Linked DNA regions of Homo sapiens: region 2 is linked to region 1. A link is an interaction called in ENCODE POLR2A ChIA-PET data of the cell type or tissue named here. Cell type or tissue: A673. All regions are shown on one strand.

Evidence for each region. Peaks named below come from ENCODE experiments on the same cell type or tissue, not always from the same donor. Only the 100,000 strongest peaks of a DNase experiment are listed, where the experiment ranks them.
Region 2: POLR2A ChIA-PET joins it to region 1 with 5 read pairs; 2 of 35 experiments call an interaction of 5 or more read pairs at or near these places.

Annotation. Positions count from the first base shown.
Region 1 is chr6:38,208,230-38,216,229 of GRCh38, forward strand. The region is part of intron 9 of BTBD9 (BTB domain containing 9); the gene reads right to left. Among named protein-coding and RNA genes, the nearest start is that of BTBD9-AS1, 270 kb to the right of the region's middle. RefSeq lists an enhancer at 7,173-7,674. In A673, no CTCF peak of the experiment used is centred here; a DNase peak (open chromatin) is centred at 4,452; H3K27ac peaks cover 1,102 bases.
Region 2 is chr6:38,467,521-38,475,520 of GRCh38, forward strand. All of the region lies in intron 6 of BTBD9 (BTB domain containing 9), which reads right to left. Among named protein-coding and RNA genes, the nearest start is that of BTBD9-AS1, 10 kb to the right of the region's middle. In A673, no CTCF peak of the experiment used is centred here; no DNase peak of the experiment used is centred here.

The DNA.
Region 1 (8,000 bases):
CGGGTATTAAAGGCCTTGAGTGAGCATGGAGACTTGCCTGAAGATCCCTCTGACAGTTCTTTATGAGTGAGCCTCTTGAGCTGACCCCACAGCTGCCCACTGTCCCTCCAAGCATGCTGCTCTTATTGTCTGGCGCATTGTAGTGATGGGCCAAGGACCACATTCATCTCTTTAATCATATCTAAAGATGATCTATGGACTGGGGATATGAGAGAGAGAGCATTTTCCAGAACACTGGGTGAGGTGGGAATTACTGTTTAACAGCCCTTAAGCTGGGCCTGCATGTCTGTCCCCGCTAGGTCCCCAAAGGCAGAGCTAGAGAGGGTGTCCTATGTGGCAGAGACTCAAAATCAGCCCGGATCCTGTTTATTCCCTTCTGAAGAGCTTCCTTGGCCCCAGATCTCTGATACCAGTCTAAAGTGGAGACTCAGTGTGCAGGCCTCTGTCTAATCTGGCACCCCAGGAGTATGTTCTTTTGTTCTGCAGGATGCTTAACTGGATTTTATAGCTGTCTCGCTGTCCAGACTTACAGGGAATTCTGGGTTCGTTCCATTCACCCTGTTTGTCCATTCAACAACTATTTATTGAGACCCTCTATGTGTCAGGCTTAGGAAAAATGGGGCCAAGTTGATCTAACCTGACTGCAGACCTGAGGCAGCAAAAAACCGTGTTAGGAGCTATGGGAATTAGTGATTGTTTTGGCCACACGCTGACTAGCCAAAGGCTCACTAAGATCAAAAGTCGCACATGGGAGCCTCACAGACATACCTTGCTGGTTTCCTGAGTATTTTTTAAAAAGTTGAGTTAGCTGCCACTTAAACATTGGGAAATTTCACAGCAAAACAGAGATGCCTCCCTTCTCTTGAAAACCAGAAGATCTGGCATGCATGAGTCCTCTTCCCTGCCTGACAACAGCTGGAGATGAGGAGAGCTTTTGGTGGTCTCTCTTACTGCCTGCGCCTGCCCTGGCCTGCTTTGCTCCCTCACATCACCCATCTGGTCCAAGGAGGTGGCCGAGTGTCTACCCCAGCCTTAGATAGAGCTCGGTGTTAAAATGGACTCTTGTACAGTAATCTCACCAGGTTCAAAATTCTTTGCGGATTTAGCACCAGAACTGACATAAAAATCATGTTTCAGGATTAAGAAAAGTAAATCCTTATACTGTTTTGTTCTTGGCCTCGAGACAGGTACAGCTGAGGACATAAGAACTAACTACAGTCCTCACTTCCTGCTGCCTGCCTTCCCTTGGCTGTGGTTAGCAGAAGTCTGGTTATAGCTGGACCGGTGGGTCTTAACCTTGGCTGCACATCAGAAACACCCGTGGAGCTAAACTTTTGAACTCCCAGACCACAGCCCACACCAATTAACGCTCAAAACCTCTGGGGGGGTGGGCCCTGCTTGAGTCCTTTTTAAATTCCTCAGGTGATTTCAATGTATGGCCAAGGCGGGCCCCTTGCCCAGGTTGGGGATTGAGTGTTAGGAGCAGCTTGCTAGCATGGACATGTGGCATCTTCTGTCCCGACTACAGTCCGCTTCCACCTCCCTGCCTGACTTCCTTCCTGGGATTCCTTGATCTAGGTAGGTGAGCATTTGATGCTTTCTGGCAGAGGAGGAGCTTCAGACTTCTGTCTGGTAAATGCACTTGCATCTACTGCTCTAACGTAAGCCAATCTTGAGTTTTGCCTTCTGTGCTCATAGCATAATTTTCCCTTTTAGAGGGGTTGCCTCTCACAGAGAGCGGCAGGACCCTCCCGCCAGCTCCTCATATTCTAACGCTGTGGCAGCTACAGAAAGGGATGTGTCCCAGGGGCGTCCATGGCGGTTTGAATGACTACGTGGGGAGACAGGGGAAGGGGGTGTTTTAATGCTCGACGTCTCACTCAGTACCCCAGCCCCAACCTTGCTCCCACTCTGCCATACAGCCTCCTTGATTCCCCTAAGGGGATGCAGTAATTGATGATTAGCATTCCAAAGCTTGGCTTACATCCTGCTAGCCCGTCATATTTAATTACATTTTAACTATATTCGTCTTCGATAATAGCACGAACATAATTTAGATAATTATCTCTCTCTCTCTCTCTTATTCTCTGACTCTGTCTCACTTAGAACTTCCTGCAACAAAAATCACTTTCTCGGCTCAAACACATAAACAGACTCTGGGGCCAAGTGCTTTTCTCTCTCCTGCAGCAGCAGCTGTGCTAGAAACGCAATGATTTTGAGTATCATGCAGAAAAAAGCAAATTCGTGTTTCTTCCTGTCTCTGTATTCATGTTTGTACACAAGTGGTGGTGGGAGAGTGCGTGTGTTTGTGTGTGTGTGTGTGTGTGTGTGTGTGTGTGTGTGTGTGTCTGCATCTGGGCAAGAGTTTTTGTGTAGTACAGAAAGAGGAGACGCCTAGTCAATCAAATTAGTCTATGAAGCACCCTCTTGGTCTGGCATTTCTTTCTTACAAGGTTTAATGGTTTCGCTCCCAAATTTAAACTCTGTTGAAACAGTTCTAAATGTCTAGTAAGTCTTTTGAAGAGATGTGTTCTTTCCAATAGGGTTTCTGTCACACTTGGATCTTATAATTAATTACCTTTACCCTTGTCTATTATCCGCCTTCTCCAAGAGACCATCAGGTATGAGAGAGAAACTGGGACTCTTCAGGGAGAGTGTGTCTTGAACACACTGCTACACATTACCAGGCGTCCCAGTCCCTCCTGAACACCAAGTGGGTCACACACATCTGAGTTCCTCGGCCTAACAGCTCCCCTCCCCTTCCCCATTCTGGGCAAAAGGTATCAGAGCCTTTGTTGGTTTTCCTAGAGAAGCTGGCCATTGTAGCTGAGCTCTTTAGGTACAAAGATTTTTATGTTGCAAAGTTCAAGTCTCTGAGAAGATTCTGAACAAATAAGGAATAAGAAATGGGTTCATAAGGCCAGGCACGGTGGCTCACGCCTGTAATCCCAGCACTTTGGGAGGCCGAGGCGGGTGGATCACGAGGTCAGGAGATCGAGACCATCCTGGCTAACACGGTGAAACCCCGTCTCTTCTAAAAATACAAAAAATTAGCCGGGCATGGTGGCGGGCGCCTGCAGTCCCAGCTACTCAGGAGGCTGAGGCAGGAGAATGGCGTGAACCTGGGAGGCAGAGCTTGCAGTGAGCTGAGATAGCACCACTGCACTCCAGCCTGGGCAAAAGAGCGAGACTCCGTCTCACAAAAGAAAAAAAAAAAAAAAATTCACTCTAGGCTATGTGCAGTGGCTCACACCTATAATCCCAGCACTGTGAGAGGCCTAGGTAGATGGATCACTTGAACCCAGGAGTTCAAGACCAGCCTGGCCAACATGGCGAAAGCCCATCTCTACTAAAAAATACAAAAATTAGGGGGGTGTGGTGGTGCATGCCTATAATCCTAGCTACTCAGGAGGCGGAGGCACGAGACTCGCTTGAACCCAGGAGGTGGAGGTTGCAGTGAGCTGAGATTAAGCCACTGCCCTCCAGCCTGGGCAACAGAGCAAGATTCTGCCTTAAAAAAAAAATCACTCTGGCTCAACCTTGTCTGATGTTGAACAGGAATATGGGGCTATATTTGTGTAGTTAACAAACTCTTGCTGTCACTTGCTTGAGGCCAAAATTCCTAGCTGTTCTTGGCAATAAACACTCAGACCAGATTTCAGGAGCTAGGCAGAGTGTCTAGACCAACATTTTGCCACCACTGTGTTGAGTCCACCAATTGACTCTTCTCGTGTGACTGACCCATGGCTGGGTGATGTGGGGAAGGGAAATCAGCAATTTGCTGATTCTGGCAACTGCGTAGTAACCTGTTGACCCACCAGAAAAATTATTATAGAAACCATTTAACGTGGTCCCAGGAGAGGCTGTGGGGTCCTGTCCTTGGTGATGTTAAAGAGGGGCACAGGAGTGGCCCTCCCTTGGTGGCCAGGAGAATGTTAAAGCCTGGAGCTCTTTCTGAGCAGGGGCTCTCCACCCATGGTGCAGGCTCTGGGCTAATCACTCCCATTCCTCAGCGATGGCTGCTGGGTAGAGTGAGGTGGACGCAACACTGGGCAACACTGGTCTGTGCTGAGGGGCCTGCCTGGGGCTGTGGTTTCATGTGTGTGAAATTCCTATACAGAACAAGCTGGGCTACTCTGGGCCAGCCTGCGCTGGGGGACAGGAAGGTTGAGAGGGGGTGACACAGGACTATGGGGCATGACCCTGCACAGGCTTCACAAACTTTGATTTGCTCCCTGTTGCTCAGAAAGTTGTTCCTACTTTTGACCTCTCAGTACCTAGCTTAGAGGCTTGGGAATTTTGCTGAAATTTGCCTGAAAAATAACAAAAACCAGGGTGTAGGTCTCCACTAAATGGCAATGGCAGAGCCAGCCGCTTGGCCACACCCCTTGCCAGCAGGCATCTCTGGAGGCTGGTGAGGGGAGGGAGAAAATTCAGTCTGCTGTTCCCCAGAGGATTTCCTGCCCCCAGAAAACACAATGCTAAACAAAGTTATTGATTTAATGACGTCAGCAGCTCCTTTCAGCCTGTGAGGAGGGCAGGTGAGCTCTGAAAAGCCTGCTACCTCCAAGGAGACGGCCTCCTCCTCCTGGCTCCGTGTGGCTGTCCAATACCACCCCCTTCTCCCCCAGCAGCGCATTCCCTCCCAGAAGCACCCTGGAAATGTGAAGACTAGGCATGGGCAGGAGCCAATTTTCAAATGTTAAGAATTTGGCAATTTCATTTCCTAATGTTTTAAATACCAAAGGGATTTAGAATACAAAGAGGACTAACTGGCCCCTGAATTTCAGGTGTTTTTTTTTTTTTAAGGCTGCTTTTGTGGAAATTAATGTCAAAAGCCCATGCAAAACAAAGCCCAGCCCTGACCTATGATCTCACACACAGCTAAGCAAGCAAGTGGCCTTCCAGAAGGATCACCAGACGGTCTCAGAATCAAACCTGATCAATTTCATACCTAAAAGTTACACTAAACCCCTGTGGGTATTTTAGATCTAATGACAAGCCAAATTCGTTCAGCACCTGACAGTGGGGAGATATTCAGTAAAAACTTTAAAAATAGACTCTCCCTCTCCAGCCATTAAGGGCCTGATATTTGCAGCTGAACAGACAGGAAGTTGGGAGCACTTGGGAGAGCTTAAAAAAATCTCTGGAGTAAAAAAAAAAATGTTTTCCTATGATGAAAACCATTGCCCTTAGCACAGAGCGGCCCAAGATTAGCCTAGAGCTATTTAACACACTGGAATCTCTGAATATGAGTTCTGTAATAAAAAGGTGACAAGTCTTTGAGGCAGGCCCCATAAAGGCCCTTTCCGGGATCTGCATTAACTGTCACATTCAACACAAAGCACTGCATTCAAGACAGTGAATGATCTGCAAGCCAATGTGAGGCAGTATGTGGCATGTAACAATCTTTCTTCTGGGACAGTTTCTGTCAATAAAAAAGTTGAATTAAAAAAAATAAAAAAATCATGGCTGGGCGTGGTGGCTCACGCCTGTAATCCCAGCACTTTGGGAGGCTGAGGCGGGCGGATCATGAGGTGAGGAGATCGAGACCCTCCTGGCTAACATGGTGAAACCCCATCTCTACTAAAAATACAAAAAAAATTAGCCAGGTGTGGTGGCAGGCGCCTGTAGTCCCAGCTACAGGCTGGGACTGAGCTGGAGGCTGAGGCAGGAAAATGGCATGAACCCAGGAGGCGGAGCTTGCAGTGAGCTGAGATTGCGCCACTGCACTCCAGCCTGGGTGACAGAGCGAGACTCCATCTCAAATAAACAAACAAAAATAATAATAATAATAATAATAATTTCTCCCTCTTTTCAAACATTTTCTTGATTTAAAAAAAGTCACCATTAGCACTCTCTGGTGTTGATGACTTTTCGGGTCTGTCTGTGTTGGCCTAGATTTCTCTCAGGCTTATAAAAGGTGCATGTTCTCTCCAAGGCCCCTCACTCCCCACTGGCTGGCTCCAAGTCACTCTCTGGCCCCTCCCTCAGATTCCTGCCATACACTGGCCTAGATGCAGGCAAGGATGGGCTTTCTCTGCAACCCTGCTTTTTCCTGCACATCTCAGCGCCCTCAGCCAGGCTGCCATGTGGCATTATGCCAGTGCCAGAGTGTAGCAAGGACTGACCTAGCCCGCTGGCTCCCTGTGAGTTCACAAAGAAGGTGGACAATGAGACAGGACAGGTGACAAGGGCATATGTTAAGTACATACATTAAGTTAAATAATTTAAATCATTTGACACAAAAACCAGATGCCAAGACAGGCAGGGGGATCAGCTGGGCACTGAGAGAGGCTAAAGGTGTGACAGGGCAGGGAGAGTCTGCAGGTCACTTTAGTTGGCCAGAAGAGCGAAAACAGGGAGGAGGAGGCTGCAAGGGAGGTCGCGTGCTTTTTGTGAGGAATCCTAATTCCCCTCAAACCAGCAACCCCAGAGATTCCCAACCCATATTTTGCCAGCCTGGGCTTCCTGTGTGCCCAAGGTTTGATGCCATGTATTTCATTACACCTGCTTTGAATTTTGTTCATGCCGTCAGGGCTAAGATATCAAGCAATGACTTCTTTACTACTTCATAGTAAACAAGCAGCCATAAGACACAAGAAAATATGGCTTCCTTTCAGACTGTGTTTCAGTCTACCCCTAGCTATTCACCGTACCAGTCCCCTGCCCTGAGGGTTTTGCAGAGCTGAAGGCAGATGCCAAAAAGTCAAAAATTGCATTCAACAAGGTTAAAAGTTATCCTTGGCACACGGAAATCTCTCGCAATAAAATAACATAAGGCACTTGCTGAAGCTACATCAGCTGATTTTTCTGTATTATTTCTTGAGGAGGAAGGTTGCTGGGTGAAGGGGATGGGTGAAAAAACTGACCAGTAACTCTTTCTGATTCTATTGTCAGGCTTTAAAATCAGATGGATCAGCTATTAATCTCAGAAAGCCAGCAGTGAACGTGTGCAATAAATTTGTCATCATTTTATGAATAAGCTCTCGGTCATGAGGGCTTACTGTCTGGCAATTCACCTTTTCCATGATATTTTCTATCACTTGTATTTTGGAGCAGCTTAGAAAGAATATTATTTGTGTTCCTGCAGATCTGAACATAAAAAGCCCTTAGAGTGATGGAGACGAACAGGCAAGCTTCAATGTCGGCCTCCGGGCTCGCTAAGCAAATAGTTTACCCACGCGCGAGTGAACAGCACCAGGGGACAGGAATCACTCTTCCCAGGCCAGGAGAGCACTCATCCCCTCAAGAGCTGCTAATGAAGGCCCTGTTAGCGCTGGATGACGTCGCACATACCCATTGGCTTTCTGTCAAAGATTGTCAAATAGAGCTGTTGGTAATCACAGCTGGCAAGTTATTTAGTCAATATTTTTGAAAAGTTCAACGGAGTGTGTGAAAGCATAAAGTAGATTTTCCTAAAGTTATCAGATGATTTACTCATCTCCCCACTTTGTGATGGCTCAGCTGCCATCAGAATCACACTGGTGTCCTGCTGGGCAGCCCTGGAGGGGTGTGGGGCAGGAGATGTAGAGACAGATGAAATTTCAGCTGTTTTATCATTCAGCTGTTTTTTCCCATCAAGTCAGCAGAACTCTAGATCTGAAACTCCATACTGCGGAGGCTTTAGAGATTAACAATAACAACAAAAAAATCAGACCAATCCCTCCCCACCTGCGCCCCCCACACCACTGCCACTAATCCTTCCATTGTTCCATTCCATCCCTTGCCTAAATACTGCCCCAGGGGGAAGGCCCTCAATATCAATTTTCGGGTTCTGAGGAGGACATCTCTATTTTCACCTTTCACTTCTTGTGAAGAAGCACGGCTCTGTTCTATAATTAGAGATGACAAGTATTCTTTTGGGGCCATTTCTTCTGGATGTAACAAAACATCACAAAGGGGAAACACACTCAATTAAGAATGCAACTCTGACATTGTACAGTTTGTTGACTCAGAGCACGTGATTGGGCCTCTACTCTGAGTGATGGCTGTACCCT
Region 2 (8,000 bases), 260 kb after region 1:
ATAAGAAACTGCTGAGCAATTTGTTCCATTCATATCCATTGCTTCAGCTTGTACAGCATCAACTGAGAAGGTGATCTACGCCATGCACCACCATTCCACATTTTCACCTGCCTCTGGGACAAAATCACTGATACCTTGTGGACACTTCAGTTACAATGTGTCCAAGAGATTCATCAATTCATCAAAATGCTTTTTCCTCCTTCCTCTTGACTTCTCTATTTCTATTCTGGCTCCACAATTTTCCTAAATTACCCAAGCTTAAAAATTTCATCATGTTTGACTCCACTCCTACTTCTTCACTCTTTCCATCCTCCTCTGTAGATTCTATTTCCAAAATGTCATTCAAATCTGAACTTTCTTTCATCTTTCCAAGTTCAGTGCCTCGTTATCATAGCTTACTTTTTTTTCTTTAAACGGCCTTACTTAGGTATTACTGGCATATATAAACTGCACATGTTTAAAGTGGCTCTACCTTTGTTTTTTATAGGTAATTCCAATAGAATTTCTGAATTCCAATTTCTCTGTACCCTCTATCCTTCATTCTAATCTATTTTACTCATGGCTTTCCAGTACATTTTTCTTAAACTCTTGGCCTCAATTTTCCCACCTTGGCTTCCCGAAGTGCTGAGATTACAGGTGTAAACCACCATGCCCAGTCCCCCAGCACATCCTTCTAAAGCACAGTTCTGACTGGGTAATTTCCTAGTTTTCAGTCTTCAAGATCAACTATCATGTAAATTCAACCCTTGTTGCATGGCATATTCAAAGTTCTATTCTGACCCCAACCTATATATCAACCTTATTTCCTAACATTCCCTACATACCTCGCACACACCTTATATTGCAGCCAAACTGAAGCACTTGTCATTTCCTAAATATGTCCTTTCTCACTCCTGTAACTTTTTCCAGAAATACATTTCTCTGCCTCTTCTGTCTAAAGAAATCCCAGGCATCTTTCAAGGCCTAGTATAAATATCGTAAGGAAACCTTCCCTGCAAATATGGGCTTCCTTCCTCTAAAATCCTAGAGCATTTGTACTTCTATTACCTCACTTAATACATACTGCTTTATTATTTTGCATCTATCAAACTGTAAGCCCCTTGAAGGCAGAAATCATGTTTTATTCTCCTCTGTAACTCTCAAGTTTCCCTAGGATAGTCCTTTAAAATTCAACTCAAAAGAGATCAAATCATCTACTATATAGAGTATACCCAGAAAAGATACTCAAACATTTGGTGAATGAACCAATGAATGAATATCACAACCTTAGAATATAAAACTTTCTTAATAAAATAACATTTACAGACAGAAATACAGTTTCTATATCCCTCCTCAAAGGTTGCTTTACCTCTCTCTGAGCAAAGCTTCTCTCAGCCTCACTCCCCATCCAAAATATTTAACTTTGACTATGTAGGGAAAATCCCCAGAGGACAGATTTGGGACTCAGAGGATTATTAAAACATTTTGAAAAACCTATGAAAAGAATTTCAATCCTTACTAAGGAAATAAAATATCACTTGTCAGTCCTACTAATCTTGTTGGTATGTCTGTAAAAATCTAAAGTTGCATTAAAAAAAAAAGGCCTATTTAGAAATGTGTGGATGGTCAACAAGTAAATAATCTGAATGAGGCAAAAGCAGTGGATGGCCTACCTCACCATATTTCACTGACTTTCAATAGTGCTTTTATATCCCTCAGCTCCAAATAAAAGTGTCTAGGAACTTTCTTAACCATGTGTCCTGAGGAGTACAAAAAGGGGGATTAGGGCATTTAAGGAACCCACTCTCTCTTTTTTTTTTTCCTTTTTTTTTTTTTTTTGAGACAGTCTCGCTCTGTCGCCCAGGCTGGAGTGCAGTGGCATGATCTCGGCTCACTGCAACCTCCGCCTCCTGGGTTCCAGCAATTCTCCTGCTTCAGCCTCCAGCGTAGCTGGGACTTACAGGCACATGCCACCACGCCTGGCTAATTTTTTTGTATTTTTAGTAAAGACGGGATTTTACCGTGTTAGTCAGGATGGTCTCGATCTCCTGACCTCATGATCCGCCCATCTCGGCCTCCAAAGTGCTGGGATTACAGGCGTGAGCCACCGCGCCCGGCAGGAACCCACTCTTAAAATACCCTGTATGATTCATGGCATCGTAGCCTCCTTGTCATTTAAGAGACTTTGTTAGAGGACCGTTACACAGATACCAGGATTTTGTCGTCTGAGTAGTTTTAATTTGAATTGCACAAATATCACTTAATTTTCACCTTGAACTATAGCACCTCTATTCCACAGCCACATCTTTTGCCCTTTCAATAAACTCTCACACTCACTTTCATTTATTATATGCCACATACTCTTTCAGACTTGAGATACTTGGAAGCCATACAAAATATTGTAATACGTAATTCAAAATTGAGCACGTACACAAGAATTTAGAATTACCTCAAAATTTTATCACTGTCAGAAAATACTGTAAAATACTTCCTCAGAAAACAAAAGACATCAAAATAACATCCTGGAGACCAGACTGATCCTCCTAACACCAACAAGTTCCAAAGAGAAAACAGAGAAAGAAAAGAGAAGGAAAATTTTAGTGAGTGGTAAATTTCAATTCCTTATTAAAGACATAAATATGTTTTGTTGCCAGTAATCTTTAAGGTCTCTGCAGACTGTGTGCTTTGCAGTTGTTAAACGGGCTTTGTTCTCTTTTCTACAAGAACAGAAAAAATAACCACGGGAGGACAGAAAATAACCAAGTGGAGAACCTAGCCATGAAATGCAGTCCAATCTTCACATTTATCATCCTGGCCAGTACAGGCCTGTGTATGCACTGGCCAAACTTAGATGGGAAGACAACCATGATCCTGGCCACAGAAGTGTATCTAGCCAAAAGATGTCTTGTTCTTGAAAATGGAAGCATAGGTTGAAGACGGACTGGATTATAACTCAGGGAATTGCACACAATGTCCTGTCTGGACATAAAGGTTGATTAGGGAGGGTTGGTTTTATTGTGAACTCAGAAAAAAGGACCTTTGTGGAAATCCTTCAGATACCATCCCATTTATCCTAGTGATCTACTGGTTAGCTTTCAGAAAATGCTTTAGCATTTTAATGTGAACATTTTTGAAGTTTCTAAGTCAAACAACCAACAAGAGAAGAACTGGCCTTCTCAACAAGAGAAGAGTGTGTACCTCTGCAGAGCAGCTGATGATGGCATGAGCCATCTAAAGCATGCGCAGCACTCTGCTGATAAAGCACCCTTCACACTTAGTCTGCCTTCAGAAGAGAGGAGCATTAGAAGCCCTCCTGCCTCAGTCCAACAGGCCAAGCAAAATGCCAGTGAGTATCAACTGGAAAGTGCCACCTCAGAAGCCTTTAAAATCACATTTAATTATACGATTCACTGCTGCTTCTTTAACATGCACTGAACGAAGTAGTAAATTAGAAAAGAGCAGTTTTCCAAGATTCATTTGCTACATTAAAATTCTTTGGGAGTTGTTTATAAAAAATCTCCATCGCAAGATGATGACTTTTGGAGCTCTAAGGAACATGTAAATAGAGGATGGTAAACTTACCATAGCATCACTATTTTAGGGGCAGAACCAATGGCCTTAATTTTCTGCAAATGTACTTTAAATAAGTTGTAAGGTATTCCATTTATAAAAATGGCTATCAAACCTTAACATACCCTTGAAAAGTGATAAAAGCTCAGCTCTGGGTGACCTAACTGGCAACTAACATCAGTCTATTTTTAAGGCACAATAATCATTTCAACTGGCTAACAAGTAGCAACTTTGGGTTTACTAGGTGGTACTCGGCAGTGATGCTTCCATCAAAGCAAGGAAGATGAGGTCAGTGCACAGTTTGCCTCACCCAAGGAATCCGACCCACTAGGACCTCAAGAACAAAACTAACTTGTATAACTAAGATTAACCCACAATCCACTTCTTTCCCTCATTTTTACTAATGAAAGGCAGGTTTAGAGCTCAGAATAAATATAGGTAACAAGTCTAAGTGACTTGTACTGACTAAAGGTTTTTCGTTGTTGTTGTTGTTTTAAGCAGGGATGAGTTCTCACTATGTTGCCCAGGCTGGTCTCAAACTCCTGGCCTCAAGAGATCCTCCATCTCAGCCTCCCAAAGGGCTGGGATTACAGGTATGAGCCACTGTGCCCACCTGTGACTGAAGTTTGCTCAAAATGATCCACAGAAACTCTTCCAAAGCCCTACACCTTTCATCCCTGAATCGTCTCCTCCAGCTCAAGGTCACCCAGAGAAAGAAACTAAAATGTCATTACTTGGAATTATGTCTCTTCATTACCAAAAAGAAGATCCAACTTATGTTATTTCTGGCCCATTTAATAAATATTTTTTGAAGGTAAAAACATGGTCATTGAAGCAATAATGATTGCCTCTTTTGAGTTGAATATATTTGCAATTTCAGGCCTCTATAAGCCAGTTAGAAATACAGGGAATACATGAAATAACAGAGCTTCTCTGAACATTCTGCAAGATTCCACTTTGCCTCTGTAGAAAATGTGGGTATTATATGTAGATTTTCTGCAAAGTGCTCTGAAAATTCCATAAATCCCATCCTGCAGGGATTTCACTTTTCTGTAGCCTTTCCACCACACTTGTATCCTATCTCCGCTAAATATATGCTGCAATACCAACATTTCCATAGACAAAGCACTGCACACTAATAAAACACAACACTGTTTACATACAGTGCAAATATATAACATATTTTTAGCATAGGTTAGGAGCAATATTTTTAGATGGATGGAGCCTGCAGTGCTATTAGTAACAAACTTCTACTGTAAATTACTGGCCTAAATAGAAATTTATGTTCCATAAAACCCAGCATGAAACAATAAGTTAGAAATATTTAAATAACATTTTACAGAGTGTTAAGCAGCAAGTGCAACTGTGTCAGGCTGAGTTGGTTACTGAAAAGGAGAGTTGGGCACTGTCATAGAAAGGTCCCCAAGCAGCAAGACGATTCCTTGGTCTTTTATATAACTTAAAAAAAATTATATATGAAATCCAGATTTGCCATACTAGTATGTCAAAGGTAGCCTACATGTTGAAAACAAGTAAAAAATAACCAACCAGTCCAGGAATAAAATGTTGCAACTTCTACAGACAAAAGGCCAAATGGCACCTACAGGAGATGGGATTTTGGTTCCTACCTTCATTCGTTTTCTAAAAATACGCTAGGCCTGCAATGTGAAAAGATGAGCTTATATCTAGGTAGGCCTTTCTAAGATCTATAATCCTGCTCAAGTCATAATCAAGCCCACTCTTGCATTACTCACATTTCACAGAACAAAGAATATTTCTATGATTTCTTGGGGGAAAATCAGCTTCCAATTTAAATGTATCTTTGCTCTTCTGCAAAATACCAAGATTTTAAACACTGTATTCAAAATCTAATATTGTAAGCCTGATACTATGGTTGGATCCTGTGAAGTATGTGAAAACACCATGGAAGCTCCTGAAATTTGTAATTTAGATATTTTTCCAAAATAATGGAAGTGAGGATTGGCTGGGGAGGTGAGGAAGGAAGAAAAGGTCCAACTTCTGTTTCTCTTCCAAACAGAACAAGAAGTCTTCAGGGATTCAGTAATAGAGATGACAGAATGCCATGTCTTCAAGTGAAAATAAAATGATAGCTTTCTCTCTTCTATTTATCCATCTGCAATTCAGTAGGACAAATGCAATACTCTTTTTAAAAAATGGGCTCTGGAACCTCAATAAAAAGAAGTGAGTTCTCTGATTCATAAATAATGTCCCCAAATAAGAAATAAACAATAGTTTTGGGTTATGGTTTTGTTTTATTAAGGCAGGAGATTGGTACTGGCATGCTGATTTTTTCCAATGGATTATCCAGTTTTCATCCTTAAATTCCACATGCCTAAAATTGGATTCATTTCTTTCCCAATCTGACTTATCTCTTTGCCTATTTCTGTCAGTGCTATTTTAATTCTACCAACCGTCTACATTAAAGCCCTCATTCATCACTTCTGATTCCTACTCTGCTCTTATCGGTAGAACCAATATGGAAGCTCAGTAAGAGTACAAATCCTAAGTACACTGGGATGGTGTCTCTTATTCACCTTTCATTCATTCTTTCGCCCCTACCATATGACAAAGACAGTGATAGGTACTGGGTAAAAGTGAACAAAACAGTCACAATCCCTGCCTTCATGGAGCTTACAATCTAGTAGAGAAGACATACATTAAATAAAGATATAATAATAAATTGTGATAAGTGCTTGAAAGAAAAATACTTGGTATGGAGGAATTAATTAAGGGGTGATGGTAGTCAAAAAGGCTTCTCTCTGGTAGTAAAAACTGAGCTGAGACTAAAGGGTAAGTATAACATATAAGTAAGCTAGATGAAGACTAGGGGAAGAGTATTCTAGAAAGAAAGGCAATGTGTTGGGAAACCCTAAGATAGGAAAGAGCTTGGCACATTTTAGGAAAATGCACAAAAGGCCAATAAGGCTGGAGTATTTAATAAATGGGCAGTACAGTGGCCTTGTAGACCATATTAAGAAGTTGGGTTTTATCTCATACTTCCATATAATGAGAAGCTTAATGGGTTATGTACATGATCTGATTTATGTCTTAAAAAGAACACTCTAACTGCTGAGTAGAAAATGGAGAGAAGAAAAGATGGAAACAGGAAAACTAGTTATGGGGCTATTGCAGTAGTTCTGGAAAGAGCTGAGGCTGGGCGTGGTAGCTCGTAACTGTAATTCCAGCACATTGGGAGTTGACGTGGGCGGATCAACCGAGGTCAAGAGCTTGAGATCAGCTCGGCTAATATGGTGAAATTCTGTCTCTACTAAAAATAGAAAAATTAGCCAGGCGAGGTGGTACATGCCTATAATCCCAGCTACTCAGGCGGCTGAGACAGGAGAATTGCTGGAACCTGGGAGGCAGAGGTTGCACGAAGCTGAGATGGCACCACTGCACTACAGCCTGGGCAAAAGAGTGAGACTCTGTCTCAAGAAAGAAAAAACAGAACGGAAAAGAAAAGAAGAGAAGAGAAGAGAAAAGAAAAAGGAAAGAGCTGAGAGTAACCTGAACTAATCAAAGCCATCTTCATTCCCAGGGCCTAGCACAGCTCCTGGTTCATACAAATACATGAATCAATAACAGCATCAGTTCTCAAAGCTCTTTTTTTAATAGTATTTCCACTTGTTCCAGCATAGAGATATCCTCCTGTCTCTTTCTTAAACATAATTACATTCATTTCCAGGGCCAAATTTTTAGTCCACATCATGATAAAAAAAATTAGATGATCTCTAATGCCTATAATTTGAAGTTCAAACTCAACTGCCACATTAAACTCCAAATGAAAGTAAAGTATACTTTTAAAAAATCTCAATCAGATAAATAAGCAAAAATTTATATACAAGAATATTCATCAGAGCGTTATTTACAACAGCAAAACAGAAACTATATGTGCTTCAATATAGGAAAAGTCAAATTATGGTACCTCTATATAATGAAACACTATACACCCCTCGAAAATGTTTTCAAGGAACATTTAATAATGTAGGGAAAAGTAAAACAATGTTAAATGAAATAAGCAGAATATAAAACATACATAATATGATCTGAAGTTCAATTTTAAAAAGAATACATACATATACACATGGCCAAAAAGAAGTAAAATGAAGTACTGAATTAGTGGTCTACGGACTATAAGATTATGGGTGATTTTTACCATCTCAATCTTTTTCTATTTTCCAAATTTTCTTCAATAGTAATACTTATATTCTCAGAAAATCTCCTAGTAACAGTTACATTTAAAAGGAAAAAACATCTTCAGCTGGATCCACATTGCTGTCTCCATCTTTGTTCAAATCTGTGGCTGTGTTTCCTACAGCCCAGCTTCCACCATTGCCTGAACATAGCATATTCCTGCTCTGCAGCTATGGGTCTGTGAGGCTTCCCTCAGCATCTCAAAGCCTGCCCTCAACATTTACTACGCAAAGCAC